Regions from separate parts of the Mus musculus genome. Here region 2 is linked to region 1. A link is a contact called in ENCODE Hi-C data. All regions are on one chromosome and are shown on one strand. Each heading gives the region's core, a stretch centred on a gene start or an enhancer-like site at or near the end of the contact. The rest is flanking DNA. Distances are from core to core; before and after follow the strand shown. Region 1 has its middle 51 kb from the start of Il1rl2. Region 2 has its middle 9.7 kb from the start of Gm35741.

The links. A loop is a pair of places that touch in the nucleus more often than their neighbours do.
Region 2: a map of CH12.LX shows a loop between it and region 1 (2.7-fold over the local background). The contact joins two enhancer-like sites. A Hi-C loop is called at or near these places in 7 of 37 maps with a recorded cell type or tissue (CH12.LX, left cerebral cortex, mouse embryonic stem cell and 2 more).

Annotation. Positions count from the first base shown.
Region 1 is chr1:40,372,842-40,378,545 of GRCm38, forward strand. No RefSeq gene overlaps it. Among named protein-coding and RNA genes, the nearest start is that of Il1rl2, 51 kb to the left of the region's middle. Within about 2 kb of position 2,583, at least 1 of the 3 ENCODE cell types and tissues checked has a DNase peak (open chromatin) inside an H3K27ac peak, as active enhancers do.
Region 2 is chr1:40,136,586-40,142,289 of GRCm38, forward strand. No RefSeq gene overlaps it. Among named protein-coding and RNA genes, the nearest start is that of Gm35741, 9.7 kb to the right of the region's middle. Within about 2 kb of position 3,386, at least 2 of the 3 ENCODE cell types and tissues checked have a DNase peak (open chromatin) inside an H3K27ac peak, as active enhancers do.

The sequences.
Region 1 (5,704 bases), core at 1,333-3,832:
CAAAAACAATGAAGCCCAAGCAGGCCTACCACATGACCCAGGTGTCTCACTCCTGGGTGTACACACCAGGAAATCTCTGTTAGCACACTCGAGACATACTGATACATCTCTGTGGATGCACTGTTTACAGTACCCAAGATACAGAAGCAACTTGAATGTGTGTGAACAGAAGAGGAGGAAAAAAATGTGCTCCGTACACTAAGGGAACTTTGTTCTGCTGTGAAGAATGAAATCATGTCATCTTCAGGGAAAGGATAGAACTGCAGATTCTCATGCTTTGCAGAATAATTCAGACCCAAGGGACACACAGCACATGTTTTCTCTTAAGTGCAGAATTTGTGTTTTAAGAACGTGAGTCATAAAGTGTCAGGGAGGCCTCCAAGGGCCATGGGTGTGTGCTGAACGGAGTAGGAAAAAGAAGATGGGGTAATCTATAATTCTCTTTTACACACAACATATACAACATGAAATCAGAGTAGGAAGCATTCTAGGGGTGACTAGCAGGCAGAGGGAAGGAACAGAAGAGGGTTTCAGATGGTGAATATGAGTGAAGTATAACGATAAACATATATGAAAATGGATGAAACCCAATACTTTGTTTGCTAACCAATAGTTATCTCAACATTTAAAATGTAACAAGATGGTAAAGATGAAGGAGTGGGGGTGGTGAGACAGATCAGAGTGTAGGCTTAGATTTTTCAAAACCTACTTTGATAAGGGTTCTTAAATGCTTTGATCTCCCTTCTAGCCCACCAACCAAAGGAGGGGAGAGATGTTTAATAGAACAAGGCGGGGTGTAGACATGTTTAGAAGTAGTTCTTTGGGGCGATACAATCTTTGTTGTCAGGATCTCAGCAGTCCAGTCCAAAATACCAAACATGAATTGGTAGCAGTAGCTCAATCAGAGAAGCGGCAAGAAGCAGCCGGAATACCAGAGACAAGTTCTTTGGTGCTTTTCTCTCCAGGAAGTCAGCACAAGCAAGGATCATGTAGACCAGGAAAGCCTTGCAAGGGGAACCAATGCGAACTGTCTGCTGGGTTCCACTTTTACTCTTTCCAAACACCCTGTGTCCTCCAAGTGTCGTCTGCCTCAGCAAAGATCCTCTCAGAAGACAGTTTTCAGACATGCATCACATGACACAAGTGAGTCTCCAAAGAAACCAGAAATTTCCACTCCATCAGAGGGTGAAGGTGCTTTTCTGCATGGTGACTGGCATGCAGAAGCTAGGTAGGATGGAAGGAGAGAACCAACTCCACAAAGATGTCTTGCTCCACACACACGCACACACGCACACACACGCACACACACGCACACACACGCACACACACATACACACACACACGCACACTGCTGTGTGTCCAAAGCCACACACACAAACACACACACACACACACGTGCACACCCCCACACACATACACACACACATGTACACACACACACACACACACACACATGTACACACACATGCATACACACATACACACACACACACACACACACACACACACACACACACACACTGCTGTGTGTCCAAAGCCGAAATGGAGGTGTAGCTGAGAGAGGTAAGCAACTCAGAGAGGGGACCTGACAGGAAAGTCTTAGCCCCTCTTACTCTGGAGTGACTAAGTCAGTCACAAAGCCACTTTCTTGTGACCTCTTCACTATGATCTGCCCATGAAAATGGCTTGAGATGACATTGATGTTCACTCCATAGGGGCTCCAGGCAAGTATGGGCTTTCCTTGAAAGATCAACTGGAATTAAAAAAATCTATATTTATGTCTATATCTATGTCTCTCTATAGACATAAAGACATGTCTATATAGACATCTATAGGTGTATAAATATCAGAAATATCTATGTATATCAGATATATGTCTGTCTATATATTATCATATATATCAGATATCTGTATCTTTAAGTATAATGTATATCTGTACCTATATAGATATAGATCAATCTATGTATCAATCAGTTATCTATCTGTCTATCTATCTATCTATCTATCTATCTATCTATCTATCTATCTATCTATACATCTATACATGTAAGCCAAGTGTGATAGTGTAGCCTGTGATCCCTCTGCTCGAGAGGCTGAGGTGGGGGGTTGGGATGGGAGCTAAGGGTGGTTAGGTAATGAAACCCTATCTTGAGAAAGCAAACAACAGACAAACAAAAGATACTTACATAAAACCTCTTGATTAGCCAATGATGCCACCGGGAGACCAGAGTGGGACCTATATGTGAGGGCTCAACCTGAGCTTCTTCTACTCACGTGTGGAACCCTGCAGTGATCCCATGTCACAGCTGACCTTTCCCCAGATCTTGGCCCTGTTTCCCGTTTACAAACTTTCTCCCATTGCGTGCTCTTCTGGCGAGTGGATGCAGGATGTGTTTAAAGATGAAGAAAGTGGAGAGTTCCTTTCTGTTCTTGGCATAACAAATACACAGAGTTGGCTTTGTGTCCTGGCACGGAATACTGCTGGGTGTTGGGACTCAATGGCCAGGGCCTTCTCAACTCAAGTGTAGTTAGTTTTTCTGGGCCATTGAAGGTTGGGACACAGTGTGCACACTCTGAGCCTCACATACCCAGAATGCATCTGGAGACCCTGCTGGTTGCCTTAATGAGAGAACTCCACAGCTCCCTGGTTATCCATGGCAAATTCCTGATTTGGGAAGGGCTCCAGAGTCCTGGGTTTCTCCCCTTCACTGGACACTCAGCTGCTACTTACTGCTGTTGCCTAACCACTCCTGAAAGGGCGGACCATGAGAAACGGAGCCCACCAGTGCCCCGTCGCAGGTTTTAGACTTGGAAGCAGAATTCCCTGCTCTCACCCTGAGATGTGTACAGCTCTGCCTTCAAGCAGCTCAGGAAAGGAGGCTGCATCTCTAGGTCATTCTCTAGGTCAGACTTTAGCAGGGCTTGAAATAGAGTATACACAAGTGAACACGGCACTGGGTTGAATACATCTCGTGTTACTGTCTCGCTTTCCTCTTGTATGCTGTTTCCAGCTGCAGGGTGAAGCTGTGTTTGGGGCTTCAACACACAGTTTGTCTTGCTCCCTGCCACCACCCCCATAGCCCAAATCCTCTGGCTGGACAGGGAAGTGGGAACATCATATGGGCTTTGATCCTTGGAGTATGCTGGAGACCTGGGACTGGGTGGTGTTCCCCCCCCCATATTTCCTTAGTGAAAAATTAAACTATAATTGTGAAAATGACATGTATCCCCTCAATAAGAATCTGTCCTCACATTTGAAAACAAAACAAATGTTCATGATTGGCCCCCATGTGAAAAATCACAATTTTTGTCTATTTAGCCAGAACTGATTTCTAATCCAACCAGTTTGGATAGTGAGGTCATTTTCACCTGGTCTTTACTATAGTGTCAGGGGTGCCATCTCAACAGCTTGGTAAGACCTGTAGACCTGCAGAAATCTAAGGCAGACTAGCAGGAGGCAGCCAGGAAGCCAGCTCAGGAACCCCTCACCAGAATTCTTGCAAATGAGCACTGTGCATGGAATAGTTTCAAGGGGCCACAGAGAAGAACCAAACTTATGCAGTTTACAGGAAAATGGAGGCAACCGGAGGTCATGGTGCTCAGGGACAGAATGACAAATGTCATGGACTTTCTCTCATATGGGACCCAGATTTTGCAAAGGGATGTGATGCAGAAAGGCAGAAAGGGGACTCTGTGGGAAGATGAAGGCAGGGAAAAAATGGTCCACACTTCATAATAAGAGTCCCGGGGGGCCCTCACTTCATAATAGACATCTTGGATGCACAGAGTTGTGACACTGAAGCAATACAGCCTCCAACCTTGGAAACTGGAGCATCAGTCCAGAGAAAGGATAAAAAAGACAGCCTGCAGACTGGGTGCAGGACAGTGGTATTTATATTCCCCAGTTCTTCAGGGCGATACAAACTTTCATAATGTCTAGTATTGTTCCCTTTCCCATCCTATTGGCTCAGGACAACAAGTCTCATCAGTTAATATCCTGGCACTTGACTTTCTCTCCTTGTCTGGTTTGAGGAGCCTGTAGCATGCAGCAGACTGCCCGTGACCTAGGCTGAACCCCACAGCGCCCAGCCAAGCAGGCACCAGCTGTCAGGAAGGGAGGGAACATAGGGTCCTAGTGTCCCCCGGCTCATCTGTGGTTCTCTGAGGGACCTCACTGTGAAGATGCACCGGTACAATTTATTTCTTACACAGGGAATCAGCGCAGGGACTGATGTGGTTAACGTTCATAAGATACACATGTCTGAAGGTGTCATGGAGAATTGTGTTATCTTGTATGATTAATACACACTAATAAAAAAATCAGAAAATAGACTGGTATGCAGAGCATGTTTTTCTACCCTGTGAGAGAATTGTTCTTCACACTGACAGGCATGGCTGTGTGTTGCTGTCTGTGAACATGGGGAGCTCTCCGCACTGAAACTCTTACCTTCCGGTGTGGTCCAGGCCCCTTATCTCTCTCCTTTCTTTTTATTTCTCTCATTAAGATTTAACCCCTTCTATCACAGGTGCGGTGGAGCAAGTCCTGCACACTCAGCATGCTCATCACCATGCACTGAGAAATCCTTCACAGGTAAATAGCTAAAAATGGAGTCCCAGAGAAAACTACGCAAATGGTTAAATGCCAGTCTCCTTAAAGGTGCCGAGCGTGCATCCATGGTGAGGAATTTTAGTCAAGTTTCCAAGGTAATTTTCAAAACCAGTTATGTTTTTCCAGAGATATTAATGGCATGTTTTATATGAACATCTGGAATTATGGATCAAAATAACCTCTCTTTTTATGGAATCCAAGAGATGCTAACATAGACTTTTGGGACTAGAGACAGATCTTAGAATCCCAGCATTGGCCTAGCATGTTCAGGTCCTCAGGCTAGATCCCAAGCTGTGAAATTACAAATTCTCTTGGCTAGTATTATCTTTCCCTGTAAAATATGGAATAAATATATCAATATTTTGCTAGAATTAAGCTCTGAATTGGACGAAATCTATAAATGGGAAAGAATCGGTATCTTTAAATTTTAGGATTTCCATTTAATAATGAATGTTGTCTTTCTCACTTATGCCATTCTAGTTTTATTGAGAAATAATTAACGTATTTGCTGTGCATATTTTATGTGCATTTGATAGATGTCAGCTGATATTCAAAAACTGATACATGGCATTTTGAATTATATTTATTTTTAATGGTGCATAGGAAAACAACAGACTTTTGAATCTTTGTACTCGCTGTACTTATAAGCTCCAGTGGGCTTTTAAAATGATTTCTAGAAAATGCAATCTTATAGTAAAGTCCCTGAGAGGCTGACTCTTAAACATTCTTTCTGCCTGGTCTTCACAGTATGTAAAAAGAAGCAAAAAAGACATGAGTTTGAGAGAGAATAAAGAGATGACATATAAGGAATGGGTCAGAGGGATCAAGGTAAAGGGAAAAGATGTAATTATAACTGAATATAAAATTATTAAATTAGGAAAATGAATAAAAAGATAAAAAAGATTTAACCCCTTCATCAGCATTATAATTAATATCATTCTGAAGAAAATAAAAATGAAGCCGCTTAGGAATTGGGGTGATTCTTCAAAAGTTGTACGGCTACTTCTGGCCATGGGCAGTACTTGCATTCTCTCTTAACTAATCCCACAAGCAAGATGGTGTGCAGAGGCTAGACTCCGAGTTTGAGCCAACACA
Region 2 (5,704 bases), core at 2,136-4,635, 240 kb before region 1:
ATAGAAGCAAGACATGAGATCATGTAAAAGCTTTGAGGAAGAAGGGGAGTAACTGAAAACTGCCCAAGAGTCTTATAACTGTGCTATGACACAGTAAAAGGCTGGAAGACACAAACTCCTTTTGGCTCTCCATACTCTATCCAAGGAAGCCAGGAAGCTGGTAGGTCTACAGGTCTCCAATGAGTGAGGCAACCTGTGGGGATGGAAATGACCATCTAGACCAATCAGATACACTTCTTGGAGTCTGAATGCTTTAAAGCATCAGTTCTCAGTCTGTGGGTCATGATTCCTTTTGGGGCCAAACAACCCTTTCACAGGAGTTACATATCTGATATCCTGCATATCAGAGATTAACATTATATTTCATAAGCGTGGCAAATTACAGTTATGAAATAGCTATGAAAGTAATTTTATGACTGAGGGTCACTGCAACATGAACTGTATTAGTTTGCAGCACTAAGAAGGTTGAGAACCACTACTCTAAAGGCAGTGGGGTTAGAGACATCTTGTGGGTAGTATGGAAATACAGTTGTAGAGTGCAGTCAAGAACTGTTCCACTGTTCCATTCTGGGTTTGCTTGTGGTGCAGCTTCACACTTTCCTTGGCCTACCAGATCTTCACACTTTCTTTGGTCTACCAGATGGCCCTATTCTCTTCTTGCCCTTTTTAAATCTCTCCTCCAAAGCTTCTCCATAGGGCACTAAAGTGTTCTTTCTCAGTCTCACATCTGATAGCATTCCCTTTCTGATACATACCTATAGATAGCTGCTGCATTCCTATAGTCCACATAGCCCAGCTAAGATACAAAGACCTTTTTTTTTTTTCTCCTTTAGCCAATGTATTGGGCCCGCTCTGTTGCTTTTATGATGTAAGCTTCCAGGAAGCTTTCCTAATGTCCTTCCAGATTTCAGAAGAGAATCCTTGCCATGGAGTTAGTGCTGAGAACATCCTGAATGTGTAGGTCAGTTCTCAGCAATTTGGCATCGTCTTTTATGACTGCCCCCCGAGTCTCTCCTCCAGCCTGTGGCTGGGCACACAGAAACATCAGTGCTTACCCTTGGGTCTCTGTTATTGCTTGTGTTGGAGACTTGTAAAGTGTATCTCTTGCATCTGAAGAGCCATTGTGTCCATGGGCTGATCCTCCCATTCCTGTCTAGGTTTTACTCAGGAGATCTTTCTGGATCCCCTTCCATCAGTTGGCAGAGAGGTCTTCTTATTGGATTTCAGAGCACAAAGCAGCTATCACAGCTTGAAGTGGCTTATTTTCTTGTCACAGAGACCCCAACCACACAAATTGAAGAGGAAAAGGTGTTAGAGAGAGTCAGTCCACAGTCATTTTTCCCCATGCACTTTGGCAGCCATGGTAGCTAGAACACATGAAGAAAGAGAACTGTCCACTTTGTGGTCCAGGAGAATGCACACAAGGAAGAAGTAGACAGCCAGGGATAGTATATTTGCTAGGGATGCAGGGATTCAGGTCCTCTAGCTAGACTCAACTATCTAAAGTTTTTTCAGTCTCTCAATGTAATACCTGGGACGAAGTCTCCAAAATATGACTATGGGCAACATTAAGTTCATAGTTCAGTTAGAATAGTTGCCCTTTATTGAACTGACAGACAGAAGCAGACCCTGAACTCATACTATGTGATGTCAGAGGCCACGTTTTCCTCCTCCTTACCCTCCTCCTCCTCCTCCTTATCCTCCTCCTCCTTGTCCTCCTCCTCTTCTTCCTTTTCTTCTTTTCTTTTAAGTTTTTTGTCTCTTCTCTTCTCTTCTCTTCTCTTCTCTTCTCTTCTCTTCTCTTCTCTTCTCTTCTCTTCTCTTCTCTTCTCTTCTCTTCTCTTTTCCTTTCTTTTTTTTTAAAATTAGGATCTTTTTATTTCATAGCCCAGGCTGGTCTTGATTTTGTGATCTTCCCAAGTGCTGGGATGGAAGGTATGACTAGCCTGGTCAGATACTGCATGTATGTGTATATACATATTTATCTGCACATACATTTGTGTCTATATATTTGCATATATATGTTCATGTAGGTGTGAGTGAATATATGTGTTCAAATCCATATATGTGTATGTGCATGTATGTAGAGGCCAGAGGTCAACTTTGAGTGTTGTTTCTCTAGAGCCATTTGCTGTGTGTGTGTGTGAGTATGTGTAAGTGTGGGTGTGTATATGTCTGTGTGTATGAGTGTGTGTGTATATGTATGTATGTATATATGTAGGTATGTATGTGTATATGTATGTCTCTATGTCTACACATGGAGGCCACAGGAGGCTGGCAGGTGTCTTGTTCCATCATGCTCTACCTTATTCCTTCAAGACAAGGTCTCTCAGATAAACCTAGATCTATGCTGGAAACCAGCAAGCCCCAGTGATCCTCCTGTCTTGGCCTTCCACACTCTAGGCTTACAGTGGGAACATGTTAGTGTCCATCCAAACTTTTTATGTTGGTGTTAGGGAGTCAAACTCAGGTCTTGAAGCTCACATAGCAAATACATGTTCCCATTGAAATATATATATATATATATATATATATATATATATATATATCCTGTCTTATTTTGGAGGCAGAGTCTCTCATGTAGACCTGAGTCTTGCAGATTGGGCTAAATTGGATAGCTAGCTAGCCTTCGTGTCTTCAACTTCCCAACACGGAGACTCTAAATTCTAGCCTTCCTACATGAGTACAGGAGGGTTGAACTAAGGTCTCCATGCATGCATGACATGCACTTGCTGACAGGGCTGTTGCCTTGGTCCCGGATAGTGTATTCTTTGCACACATGTGCTTCTTTGCACATTCTAAGCACTCAGCAGACACTAGGGGAAGGAATGCATGAATGAACAAGCAGAGGGGAGTGGAAGATTCTGGATGTAAGGCTTTATTATAAGCCCCTTCCCCACCAAATAGTCTATTATCCCCATATGGGAAAAAAAAAGAGTGTTGCAGGTTTCAAGATGTCAAAGATGTATACTTGCATGAGTAAATGGATGAATGAGACATAATAGCCATGGGGCATGATATTCAGAGATCTACCACAGCGTTTGCTCCCTGGGATGGAGACGTGAGTCCTCTCTTAGCCAACCACCGCTCGTTGGGAATCGGTCTCTCCCTTTCCTAACTAAGATCCAGATTCTGCTGTCAATCCTTCATTTCATGTAAAAGGAAACTCTAAAGCCTTCCAGTTGGTTTCAGGCTGAACACATCTCTCAGCAGAGGAGTGAGGGACGCCAGGAGTCTGCTGTGATCAGGGTGTGTAGTCTTTCCCAGGCACCTCTGGCATGCTTCTAAGTGTTTTTTGTTCTCTGGACTAAGGGTTTCCTGTTGAAAAGGCCCGAGAGAGTATCAGAGTTGGGCACAGAGCACTTGCTGGACTCTTACTAAATACAGCCCTTGATTAAATCCTTCAGACACCAATGAAAATATTTTTTTAGGAGACTCTTCTGGGAGCCATGCCAACTGCGAGTGAGCTTTTCTCGGTAAACACTTGGACTTGCCCGTCTTTCTGAGTCAGCTCGTACTCAGCATGCCTCTCCTGAGGAAACGCAGGATACTGCTCTTCAAAGCCGAAAGTGGGAGTCAATTTCAGACATCTCCTGGAGATAACGGACCTGAGAAGACAGCTCCTGGAGCGGCCCCTGCTTTCCGTCTGTGTGCGTTGGCCTTTTTATTTAAACCCATTAAATAAAAACTTCCAGCAACATGCTTGTAGTGAGGACCTGTCAGGAGAAAACCCACAGAGGAATTTTTCATCACCCCTCAGCATTGTACTATTCCCTAAATCCAGACCATGTCATGGTAGGCTGGGGGGTGACATGGGGAGTTTCTTGAGCACAGGTGACAACTCTGACAGAGTGATTGCTTAAATCACATTCTCCTCTGTCCCCTTTCCCGCAATAACCAAAGCTAATTTTCAGCCTCTTCCTGCCGAGAAGCAAAATGGACATGGTTGGGAGGTCCTGTTTGTCAAGGTCTTGGGAGGAAGTACTTCTGTTGACTGTGTGGATTTTTGGGACAGCCACACAGGAGGCAGGTTCTCGTCCCCCAAGCTGCTGGAATGGCAGTTGACTTCTTCTTTAGGTCCAGGTCTGGAACAGCAAGGGGATGGTTTGGCAGCAGGTAACAGAAAACTAAACAGAGTCACTTACACAGTCAGTCCTGCCAACTTCCCTTCCACCACCAGGCACTTAGCAGCTTAACCATGTCAGGGCCTTGGACACTCTCAATGGTCTTTTCCTGAAGGCCATAGGGGGACTGATGGGATGCCATGTCCATGGGGGGAATATTGAAGTGTCATGGTGTCTACACTGTAGAAAGGCAACAGGGGAATGAAACCCCTACCTTTACTATTCCAAACAGCCTCTCCCTCAGCTGCCAACCGACTTCTGCTTGTGTGTTGTTGATTAGAACTCTCTCGTGGGATTCACATTCCCTAAGGGAGGGTAGGAAAGTCCCATTTCAGTTTCTCATGCTCCCTTCTCATCTCTAACATCCTTTCCAAAGGCCATTGCTGTTCATCTTTTCATAAGCTCAGTTTTTTAGTTTCCAAGCACAGATCAACACTCTGTTTGGGGTCATCTATAAAGGATAGGCACTATGGTGTGTTGACCTGACATTATTCCCAAAGCAATGCATTGTAACAACGATTTGCATAGCCTGTACTCATGTTGGGTGTTCTGGTACTCTAGAGGTGACTGCAATGTAGAAAAGCTCCTGGGGGCTTCATATAAAGGCAACAGGAGTCTCCTGCAGCATGTGGCTTCCCATACGTCCTCTGCTGTCACTAATCAATTGAAATCCTCAGGCCTAGCTTCCACTCTGACATTCTTTCTCTTGAAGAAGTTTCTTTTTTCATGAGGCTATTATTTGGAGAGTATGGGCCATCCAGTGCTTCTTGATTTGGGGAGTGATGAATCTTGGGCAAGGATAGATATCAGACCAGTGAGGAGCTCCACAGCTTCAGGGGACTCAAAAATGGGATGGCAAGGGTGACCAGACAGGCCAGAATTCCTGTTATGCTAGGAAGGAAGGAGCAAAGCAAGAGGAGGAAAGAAGTGTGTGGGGGGGAAGGGACGAGAAGGGAAAGGGAGGGAAGAGGAGCGAAAAACAGAAGAATGAAAGAGACAAGGAAAGCAATGAAGAAACACAGTCAGACACACACACAGAGGGAGAGGGAGAGGGAGAGGGAGAGGGAGAGGGAGAGGGAGAGGGAGAGGGAGAGGGAGAGGGAGAGGGAGAGGGAGAGGGAGAGGGAGAGGGAGAGGGAGAGGGGGTGGTGGAGTGAAAGGGGGAGGGGGAGGGGGAGAGGGAGAGCGCTGTGGGACCACCAGTCTCTGTGCCAGTTGCTTTTTCTATTTAGACTTTTGTTATGCCCTAGTCCAGTCCTGTAAAGGCCCCTTAGATCAAAGATTAAAACAGATCGTGAGACAAGGACTTGGATGTTAGGAGTTATGGAAGGGACAATTGAGGAAATCAGGAGAAAGGGAAGACAGACCAATGGACCTGAACAGAGGGTGATTAAGAGTGATGGATGGAGGTCCTTATCATGGCAGCCAAGCTCTTGTATGCTGGCATTTTTAGACAGTACAGTTGGCCCTTGGCATCCCTGAATCATCATAGATTCATAGACACATAGACTATTTTTTTATTTATTTATTATGTATTTTCCTCAATTACATTTTCAATGTTATCCCAAAAGTCCCCCATT